Linked DNA regions of Homo sapiens: regions 1 and 3 are each linked to region 2. Evidence: chromatin contacts called from ENCODE Hi-C data. All regions are on one chromosome and are shown on one strand. Each heading gives the region's core, a stretch centred on a gene start or an enhancer-like site at or near the end of the contact. The rest is flanking DNA. Distances are from core to core; before and after follow the strand shown.

The links. Hi-C counts contacts between places; a loop is a spot of excess contacts on that map. Pooled maps may share reads with other maps.
Region 1: a loop to region 2 is called in a pooled map, with 2.3 times the contacts of the local background. The contact joins two enhancer-like sites. A Hi-C loop is called at or near these places in 2 of 50 pooled maps.
Region 3: a loop to region 2 is called in a pooled map, with 2.5 times the contacts of the local background. The contact joins two enhancer-like sites. A Hi-C loop is called at or near these places in 2 of 37 single-sample maps with no recorded cell type and 4 of 50 pooled maps.

Annotation. Positions count from the first base shown.
Region 1 is chr11:130,387,628-130,391,071 of GRCh38, reverse strand. All of the region lies in intron 2 of ZBTB44-DT (ZBTB44 divergent transcript), which reads right to left. Among named protein-coding and RNA genes, the nearest start is that of ADAMTS8, 39 kb to the left of the region's middle. Within about 2 kb of position 2,056, at least 10 of the 41 ENCODE cell types and tissues checked have a DNase peak (open chromatin) inside an H3K27ac peak, as active enhancers do.
Region 2 is chr11:129,929,396-129,932,651 of GRCh38, reverse strand. PRDM10 (PR/SET domain 10) reads left to right here. Exons shown (of 21, transcript NM_199437.2): 10 at 421-550; 11 at 1,394-1,636. Among named protein-coding and RNA genes, the nearest start is that of NFRKB, 35 kb to the right of the region's middle. Within about 2 kb of position 1,816, at least 5 of the 41 ENCODE cell types and tissues checked have a DNase peak (open chromatin) inside an H3K27ac peak, as active enhancers do.
Region 3 is chr11:130,368,204-130,371,311 of GRCh38, reverse strand. It overlaps ZBTB44-DT (ZBTB44 divergent transcript), which reads right to left. Exons shown (of 7, transcript NR_148980.1): 2 at 2,270-2,418. Among named protein-coding and RNA genes, the nearest start is that of ZBTB44-DT, 55 kb to the right of the region's middle. RefSeq lists an enhancer at 1-415. Within about 2 kb of position 1,856, at least 4 of the 41 ENCODE cell types and tissues checked have a DNase peak (open chromatin) inside an H3K27ac peak, as active enhancers do.

The DNA of each region.
Region 1 (3,444 bases), core at 807-3,306, 460 kb before region 2:
GTGAGTGGCTCATGCACTTTGGGAGGCTGAGGTGGGAGGATAGCTTTAGCCCAGGAATTCGAGACCAGCCTGGGCAACATAGTAAAACCACATCTCTACAAAAATTAAAAAACTTAGCTAGATGTGGTGGCATGCACCTGTAGGCCCAGCTACTTGAGAGGCTGAGGCAAGAGGATTGCTTGAGCCCAGGAGGTGGAGGCTGCAGTGAGCCAGGATTGTGCCACTGCACTCCAGCCTGGGTGAAAGAGTAAGACCCTGTCTCAAAAATTGTAAAAAAGAGACATATCAACCAATAGATAAACATTGATTCAGCAGTGTCCGGCTTCCTTCCCCTGCCTGCATATCCACCACTCAGCCTTCTCAATGTTAATGCAGAGCAGCTGGCCAGCTGCAATTACCTGAGCAGACTGTGGCATTCAACACCCGGACATGGTGCTTTATCAGCCGGACACTTGACGTTTAGCTGGCACAAATCTGGGTAAATGCCAAATTGAGATCTGGCATCTGCAAAGCTTTGGCCCAGGACTGAGACTGAAGGTGATTGATGGTTCTGTAATTGTATAGTTAGGAAACCCTGAGTTTAGGAACATGAGTGACGCGTCCAGAAACAATTAAACCATTGGTCAGGGAGTTGCCCTGCTTCTTGCGTTCTTTGAAGAATAACTTAGCTATGTGTTACTCTGAGCATAAACATTACACTGACCTTGATCCAGGAATTTAAACAGTGTCATGTAATGTAAACACTACAAATACCTTCTTGCTGAAATCGTCTGTTTTCAGGATGGGTTAGGGTTTCTTCTCTTCAAAAGTACTTTGGGGCACTGGATTTAAAATTCACAGTCAGATCTGCATTTTTCTCCCATTTACATTGCGTGGCCTTCAAGCATTCTCACCAGCTTCTAAGGTTGAGGGAGCCCTCTACTGATGGCACGGCTGTAATTTCACAGCACATAGCAAGGAAAACTGGATGACGTCTAAAGAACTCCTGGATCTGAGAACGGTAACCAGTCTCGAAACCTAGAGCAGACAGAGCTCTGTTTCTAGAGCCTATGAAAAGCCAGGCTCTAGAAACATCCTTGGTTTCCTCAAACTATCCACATTATTTCAGGTTTTATACTTTCAGGCAATAGAAGAAAGAAAGGTCTGAAAGGAAAGTCGTGTTCTATGTATTGAAAGCCTACATATTTCTGTGTGCACATGCACACGCATGCCCCTATACACATGTGCATGCACATGCACACACACACGTATGCGTGCACTTCTGCTTTTACAAATATACACACGCCTACACATACACTTACATACTCTGCAATTGCAGCATCATGGCCCGCTATAGGAAGACTTTGCTCTGTGTGTGCGTGTCCTGGAGGAAAGGCGTGGGAGGTACATAAGTATACATAGAATTCCAGAATTGTGGGACTGGATGGAACATTCACCCTTTGTGGCATGTTCAGAGGACAACTCTGACGAGGCCACAGCTTGAGAAAAGAATTCTCCCCAGCGGCTGTGGCCTTGATGCTGGAGGTTAACAGCTTAACACCAGGGTGTGGTACCCAATTCTGAACTCAGGAAATTAATGACGATAAGGGTGGGCTGCCTGCCAAGGCCCGCGGTGTGAATCCCAAGAGAAGCACCTTCTATTTTGAGACCTCCTCCAACCACGGCATGCTGTCCTCTGCTCTCATGCACGTCCCACCTCTCTGTCTGTGTGCTGCTTTCTTCGACTCTTTTATTCCTAAACTTTCCTGGGTTTCCAACCCATGGACAGTGAGAGCAACTTATTTCCTTGCCCATTGATTCATCAAAAAGAATAATCATGTGGTATTAGGAATCAAATACCTGACACAGATGTCAATAGGAAGATGTCAATGGTATAACTCTTCCCTTGCCAAGAACATCAAAGGGAAGAGAGGGGAAATGGCAAACAGAGGATCAAACTAAGGCTGGACAAAAGGAGATAAAAGCACAATAATGTTCTCTTCCTTGAGAGGGCTCCCCTGGAAAGGAAAAGTGAAAGCACAGTCTCGCACCACATCATATAACCGACGCTACCAGGTAACCGCACACGCCAAAGGAGCCAGCCCTGGAAAATCAAAAGATCAAAAGACACCACTCCTCTGCTCAAAAACCTTCAGTGACTCCCGTTGCCCGTAGAAAATCTACAGTCTTTAAGAGGACATTCAAGGTTCTTTGCTTTTCCTGCCACAGTTCCTACCCACCCCCAACACGTGTAGCTCACTCTCATGTTAGCCCGTAGACCACTGTCACCTCATGGCTTTCCTGCTACTGTTCCTTTCTTCTCTGTGTGTGTGGGGCCTACCCATCCTTCAAGAGTCAGCTCAGATGTCACCCTCTGCATGAAGCTTTCTCCAGCTCTCCCAGGCAGAATGTATTTCTCTATCTCCTGTGTACCCAGAGGATTTTGTTTATGCCTTCCGCCCCCACCACCATAACACTTACGGACAGCCTTCATAGTTGGGTCTCCTCTACGTTTATACATTGTGGTCAAGCCCACATCTTACTCACGTTTGCATCTCTCTTGAGTTCCCACCCCGACCATGTCACTCCATGCCCACCACTGATCCTTCTCTCCTCATTCCGCATCCTCATTCTTTCTGCCAGGGACCTACCATAGCATCTCCCATACAATCAATTCTTAATATTGTACATTGCCTGTTCCATGAAACTAAATTAACACCTAAGATTAGGGGAAAATATAGTTCACTCCAAAGACAGAAAAAAGGTAAGTGAGATATTGTGTCAGATCCTAAGTAATACAAAGTCTCCAGCATGGGCAACATAGGGAGATCCCATCTCTACAAAATAAAAACATTTTTTTAAAACCTAGCCAGGTGTGATGGTAAGCACCCATGGTTCCAGCTACTCAGGAGGCTGAGGTAGGAGGATTGCTTGAGCCCCAGGAGATTGAGGCTGCAGTGAGCCATGATGGTGGCACTGCACTCCAGCCTAGGTAACAGTGCGATACCCTGTCTTAAAAAAACAGAAAAGGCCGAGTGAGGTGGCTCATGCCTGTAACCCCAGCACTTTGGGAGGCTGAGGCAGGTGGATCACGAGGTCAGGAGTTCGAGACCAGCCTGGCCAACATAGTGAAACCCTATCTCTACTGAAAATACAAAAAAATTAGGCAGGCGTGGTCACAGGCACCTGTAATCCCAGCCACTTGGGAGGTTGAGGCAGGAGAATCGCATGAATGCTGGAGGCGGAGGTTGCAGTGAGTGGAGATCGCACCACTGCACTCCAGCCCAAGCGACAGAGTGAGACTCCATCTCAAGAAAAAAAAAAAAAGAAATAAAGAAAGAACTCTCATTTGTCAGTTCCAACATGGCTCGTCTAAAAGCTTCTCAAGGCTGGGTGCGGTGGCTCAAGCCTGTAATCCCAGCACTTTGGGAGGCCGAGGTGGGTGGATCACCTGAGGTCAGAGGT
Region 2 (3,256 bases), core at 567-3,066:
TTTGAATTTGGCCACATTTCTTGGAAGGAATATGAGGCGAGGCCAGGGGAAAAAGAGAGAAATAATGGGAATCTTGTCTCAGATGACATCTCCTGGGAACACGCTCAAAGGCTTAGCATGTTCTGTCCTGTCTGCCTTTCTCACATCATTTCAGAAGCAAAATATTGTCAGTGCTTTGAATTTTTATAGCTCTTTTCTTCAGAATAATTGAAGACATATCTTTAAGCTGTAATAGAGGGGAAGGATGAGACATTCAGAAAGTGTATATTAGTAAAACAGTTGTTTCTATTGGAGAAAATCTGGGAAAGTAATAAGGTGAGAGGAATCAAACTCTGGGGTTAGTAAGGATCATTTAGGTCGCTACTTGTTATGGAGTATTATGTAACCATGACGACCTGTAACCCAATCTCTTGTCCCCAGAACAAGAGGCAGAGGAAGGGGACGAGGCAAGAGGCGATTCGGTCCAGGTCGACGGCCGGGGCGTCCTCCAAAATTTATCCGCCTGGAAATCACCAGCGAAAATGGGGAAAAGAGTGACGATGGGACACAGGTACGGGGGGACGGGAAGGAGCCCTCCTTAGGTGCTTGTGTGGAGGACTCGCCAGATCCCTGACGAGACCTAAGTACAAAGACCTTCCCAATGTTTGTAGACCTTTCCTATCAGACCTTGCTGCCTGTTAATTAAAGAATGATTGGATAATGCCAGAAAAGAATGTATTTTCAAGTGTTACCTACAACAAAAACCCAACTTTGCTGCTCTAAAGATTTAAAATTGACCGGACTTGGCCAGGCGCAGTGGCTCATGCCTGTAATCCCAGCGCTTTGGGAGGCCGAGGTGGGCGGATCACGAGGTCAGGAGATCGAGACCATCCTGGCTAACACGGTGAAACCCCGTCTCTACTAAAAATACAAAAAAAATTAGCTGGGTGCAGTGGCGGGCGCCTGCAATCCCAGCTACTCGGGAGGCGGAGGCAGGAGAATGGCGTGAACCGGGAGGCGGAGCTTGCAGTGAGTCGAGATCGCGCCACTGCACTCCAGCCTGGGGACAGAGCGAGACTCCGTCTCAAAAAAAAAATAAAATAAAATAAAATAAAAATAAATAAATAAATAAAATTGACCAGAGTTAGTAGAGGTGGACTTTGTTTAATTAGTTTAAACAATTAAAATTATTGATATTCCAGAAAAGTCAGATCACAGTCTTTTCCTTGTTAAGTGGTGTGGAACCTCTCCTGCTTTTGCCTTCTGTGCATAGTTACCTAATTAACTTTCCCAGAGGGAGAATATTTTTTCTGAGTATTATGAATCTAGTCATTCTGAAATAAGCAGCAATTCTAAATCTGAGCTGACAGTCCCTCCGGCACTGATCTCTATTCCTGGTTATTGCAAATTTCAGGACTTGCTACATTTTCCCACAAAGGAGCAATTTGATGAGGCTGAACCAGCCACTCTGAATGGGCTGGATCAACCAGAACAGACCACTATCCCAATCCCTCAGCTGCCACAGGAAACCCAGTCTTCCCTGGAACATGAACCAGAAACTCACACCCTGCACCTGCAGCCGCAGCATGAAGAGAGCGTGGTGCCCACCCAGAGCACGCTGACAGCCGACGACATGCGCAGAGCCAAGCGCATCCGAGTAAGTGGGGAAAGCCGGCGGCTCCTGGCACCAGCCGCTCATCTTCCTCCCACCACCAGCTCTCTGGTGGTTTTCTAACCTATTCACCTTCCTCTCTGAAATCTTGCATCTAGCCTGTCACATGCTCGATCCCCTTATTTTGAAAGAAAGTGTTCACTATTTCTCAATGTCTCTGTGTCCCATGGCAGGCTGGCATGGCTGGTCCTAGATTTGACCAATTTAGTGACGACACAGAGGCCTAGAGGTTGGCAGCTCCTGGACTAGCTCTCTGCATCCCTCAATTCACAGATTGGAAGTGGAGAAATAAGTACATTTAGTTATAATAATCATTTATATTTTAAACCAGGCTAATTTGTGCCTAATCATAGCTCTCAAGTTGATTTTGGGTAACTAAATGTGCTTATCTACAGCTTCCCAGGGGAGAATGGCAAATGTCATTACTCATCAATGTAAAGTGACCTGTGTCCAAGTTGATATGGCAGGTACAGTTCACACACCTGCGGATAGCTTGAGCCAAAGCTGTCAGTTCGAGAGTTAGTCAGTGTCTGAGTCACGGGACCTGTGTCTTGGCCTCAGACCATGCGGCTGCAGGGCTTTCCTGACTTGCAGTTCAGATGCGTTTTCTCTTATTATTTCACAAATAGCATTTGACTCTGAGTTAGGAACTGCAGGGGATTCGTGTGGAAAACAATATGGCTTTGTGGGATAAGTGTCTGTGCTGATAAAAACCAATGACTTACAACCCATGTTTATGGCAGCTGAGTGCATAAAGACATATTGGTACTTTCCAGTAGATGAAAGAGACATTTTGTATAACTTCCCAGGCTTTACAATTTCTACATGCATGATCGTTCAGCGTATGTTTCTTTTGGTCTTCTTATTTGCCTCTAGGCTAGAAGGGACCTTGAAAAATAGTCTAGTCCATGCCTTCATGTAAAAACACATTTAAACATTTGTAGTCATATGATAGCTTTGAAGGGCTCTAAGAACTGAGGCTAAACAGCCTTTATGAGAGCCCTGTAATCGAAACATATGAAACTCTCAGCTCACTGTATATTATTTCACAAGAGTATATCAACATACAGAAATACAGGCCAGCAAGGAAAACAAGCTATGAAGTAATATCCCATCCATCCTTCTCCTTTAGTTCCTAATCTGCACTTCTTTCTCTTGCTCAATTACTATATTTTCTGCTTTGGCCATTCTGATTTTTTTTACTAAGTCCAGAGAAACCCTTGCTAGATTTTTTTTTTTTTTTTGGAAGGAAAAAAAAAAACCGAAGCCCACACATGCAGTGAAGTTGTGGATGCACAAACACAGTCCAGCCGTAATTGTACTTGCATTTTTGAATGAGCAGGGTTACTGGTTTTGGTGCAAGGTTCCTTGTGTCAAAGCGAAAGCCATATGTATCTGGCTTTTGGAGGTCAGTCTTAGTTGAGCTATTTTGTTTTTTTTTCTCTCACACATTCTAAAAAGTAGGGCTATGTATTTTTTCATCTTTTCTATCCAGATTGGTAATGACCAACTGAAGGGAAGTCTTCCAATCCAATTGGTAATGTAACTATTTTTCTCTCCTCTAATGCTGCCTGCTCAGTTGGAGCTGCAGGTAGGTTTGTTTCC
Region 3 (3,108 bases), core at 607-3,106, 440 kb before region 2:
AGAGATGCTCAGACTTCTGCCCAGACTTTCTGAATCAGAATCTCCCAGGAGGAGCGCCTGAGAACCTGTGTTTTTCACAAACACCCCCCAGAGAGTCTTGTGAATAGGCAAGTTTGGGAAATACACAAAAGGAGAATAAACATGGGCTTTGCAGTCAGACCACGGTTAAATAACGACTCAGTCTTTAGCAGTTGTGTAGCTTCAAGCATGACATTTAATCTCCTTATGCCTCCTTCCCTTATTTAGAAACGGGGGCCCATCATAGGGCAGGGCAGGCGTAAGGATTAAATGAAAGGACGTACCACACTGGGCACAGGGCCCAGCACTCAGTAAACGGTACTCTTTATTCTGGACAGGGTTCTGGGAGAAGACATTAACTTACATTACCAACCTACAAACACATTCAACCTTCATTCTTGAAGCTGAGATGAAGAGACAGTACCTCTGTTTTTCTTGCTTGTTCAGCATCTGTTCCCCATTTTTCTGGTAACAGCCCGTGGATTTTCCTGGAGAACCACCACCACCTCTCATTGCAGTTTTCGTGGTTTGGGTGGATGGATTTAACCCTTCCATGTCTAGGGGCAAGAGTGACCTACGTCTGGCCAATTTTCAGGCTCCATTCCCCGTGGGCAACGTGATTGGCTCAGAACAAGAACCATGAGCCAAACTAGTCCAGTGAGACTCAATCTTGGGACTTCCACTAGAGCTCAGAGCCTGCCACTGACCTGCTGGCCGCAATCTTGCCACAAGATGGGCAAGAAGGAGAATAAAGCTCCCTTGACCAGAAGTTTATATGGCAACAGAAGAGCAAACATGTGGCAAGGATGGGACCAAGTCTTGAAGAGATTTTCAAGCCCTGAATCTAGATAGGCTGAAGCACTACTATCCCGGGTCTTTTCAGTTATATGAGTGAATAAAAATGTTCACCTAAGACAGTTTGATTTAGATTTTTCTGTTACTTGCATTGAATTGGGTCTCGACAATGATTTTTAAGGCATTTCTTCTATTTTAGTCTCCAGCTTACTGTGAGGTCATGGGAGCCCTTTTCTTGTATGATATATTTCCTAACTTTACTAGAAGAAGCAATCCCATAGCTAGCATTTAGACTTGCTGGGTACTGGAAATCGCTGAAGCATTGTCAGCCTCTGGGAATGAGAAAACCCAAATCCTTTCCATCTAAATGGATTCTTTTTTTTTCTCAGAGTGGGAAGGAGCTGATATTTAGGTAGGACTCTGTTTTTGCTCTCCAAACTCTGAGAAAGGTTACCATGAAAGGGCAACACAACAATTAAAAGCTGTTGGGTATGAGAATGACAAGTTTGGCTGGCATGCAACACAGCGCAGCTGAGATGAGTATTCCCGATTAATGGGCAAACACGACACAATTGTCTCTTTCAATCCCAGAGTGCTAATATATAATACACAATCAGAGGGCATTGTACATTGGAATATAACTCATTAGCCAGTGCCAGTTCTTTGCCCCCAAGAAATACAGTAGTACGTTGTCTATAAAAGCCATAATTTGAGTCTTTTCAATTTGCAGCTATAGACCAGGTGAGGGATTTCACTTTGGGAAGAATCCAAATGGAATTGGGAATGGGAATTCTTGTTGGAATTCATCATTAAGGCAAAACCAGTGGTTAGGAGAATGAGGAATTGGGAGGCGCGGATAGGACGGGAAAGTGGAAGGAGTTTGACCTCCCATGCCTGCCACCAGGAGTCCCAATCAAAGAACTTAGGCGAATCTGGCTGAGGCAGCATCTGGCCTTTATGAGGGACATCCTAGAATGGACATGTCCCTGTGTGACTGCCCAGTGAATACCAAATGCGTTGGGTCATTTTATTCAAACCTGGAGGACTTGGCTGCCCAAGCACATGCTCTGTGGATGAACTCACTTTTGCTTTAGTCCATATGGCTGCTGAAGTCTGAGCAGCTCAGACAGCAAGGGACAGGAGAGAGAAGAACACAGGGCGGGTGATCAGAGAAATCCAAGGAAAGGATTGAATTACTGTCAGATGAGAGGGTGTGGGAGCTTCTGGGACAGATTGATGGGACAGTCTAACTGGCTGGCAGGGAGCTGTGAACTGTCACAGTCCACTGTGGTGAGCCAGCTGCCTTGTGTATGGCATGCATGCAGAGTGCAGGCTAACTAGGCAGGAGGAAATCTTCACATTTACCAAAAACACCCAGCAGTACACCAGCCCACCCAACCGGAAAACAAAGCATGCCCTTTAGACTCCAATTCCCCCAAACCAAAGAAATACTTACAGTGTTATCCAGCTTCTTGTTTCATAGGGCATTGCTCTACCAGTCTTTCACAAACACTTATTAAGAGCCCTCTCAACGTCAGGCACTGTGTTGGGTACTGGAGACATGGAGGAAATATGTACTATACTTCCCTCTAAGGAGCTCACCATCTAGTAAGCAATTGCAAAAAAGGAAAAAATACAGTAAGAGCTAGGATGAAAGAGAGTGCAAGAGTGGACAAAACAGACAAAAATTCAGGTGAGTTACTTTCTAGTGGTGGTCAGGGAAAGGCTTTCTGAGAAGATGGTATATGAACGCAGACATGAAAGATGTGAGGGAATGTGCTTTGTCAATTTCTGGGATTATGCTTGTACGTTTCATCATTGTTTCTGCTGCCCTCAAGGAGATTGCAAAACATCACACATGCATACACAAGTGCACCCACACAGACATATTTACTTTTATTTACGAATATAATACCTCTGCCAAACTATCTAAAAGTTGTGTTCTACTGATGACATTCCTGGTAATGATAATAGGTTTGAAGGGAGCAAACCATCTAGGATCTCCTGCTCTGACCTCCAGTGATCGAGGACGTGCCGACATCTGCTAAGCCTCTGGCTCAGATTGACGGGTAAATCTCTCGTCATGGGAGCTTTATTCTCATTCCAAATGAAGCTAAATGGTCCATAAAATTAAAGTCCTGACCTTTTCATATCATATTCTACCAACCAGATGGAACAACATGCTCAAAAAAAGAAAGACAATCAAGATGTAAAAATATACACACAAAACATACACAGAAAAGACAAACATTAAATTGTTACTAGATCTGAATGGCCATGGGGGATATTGTTACC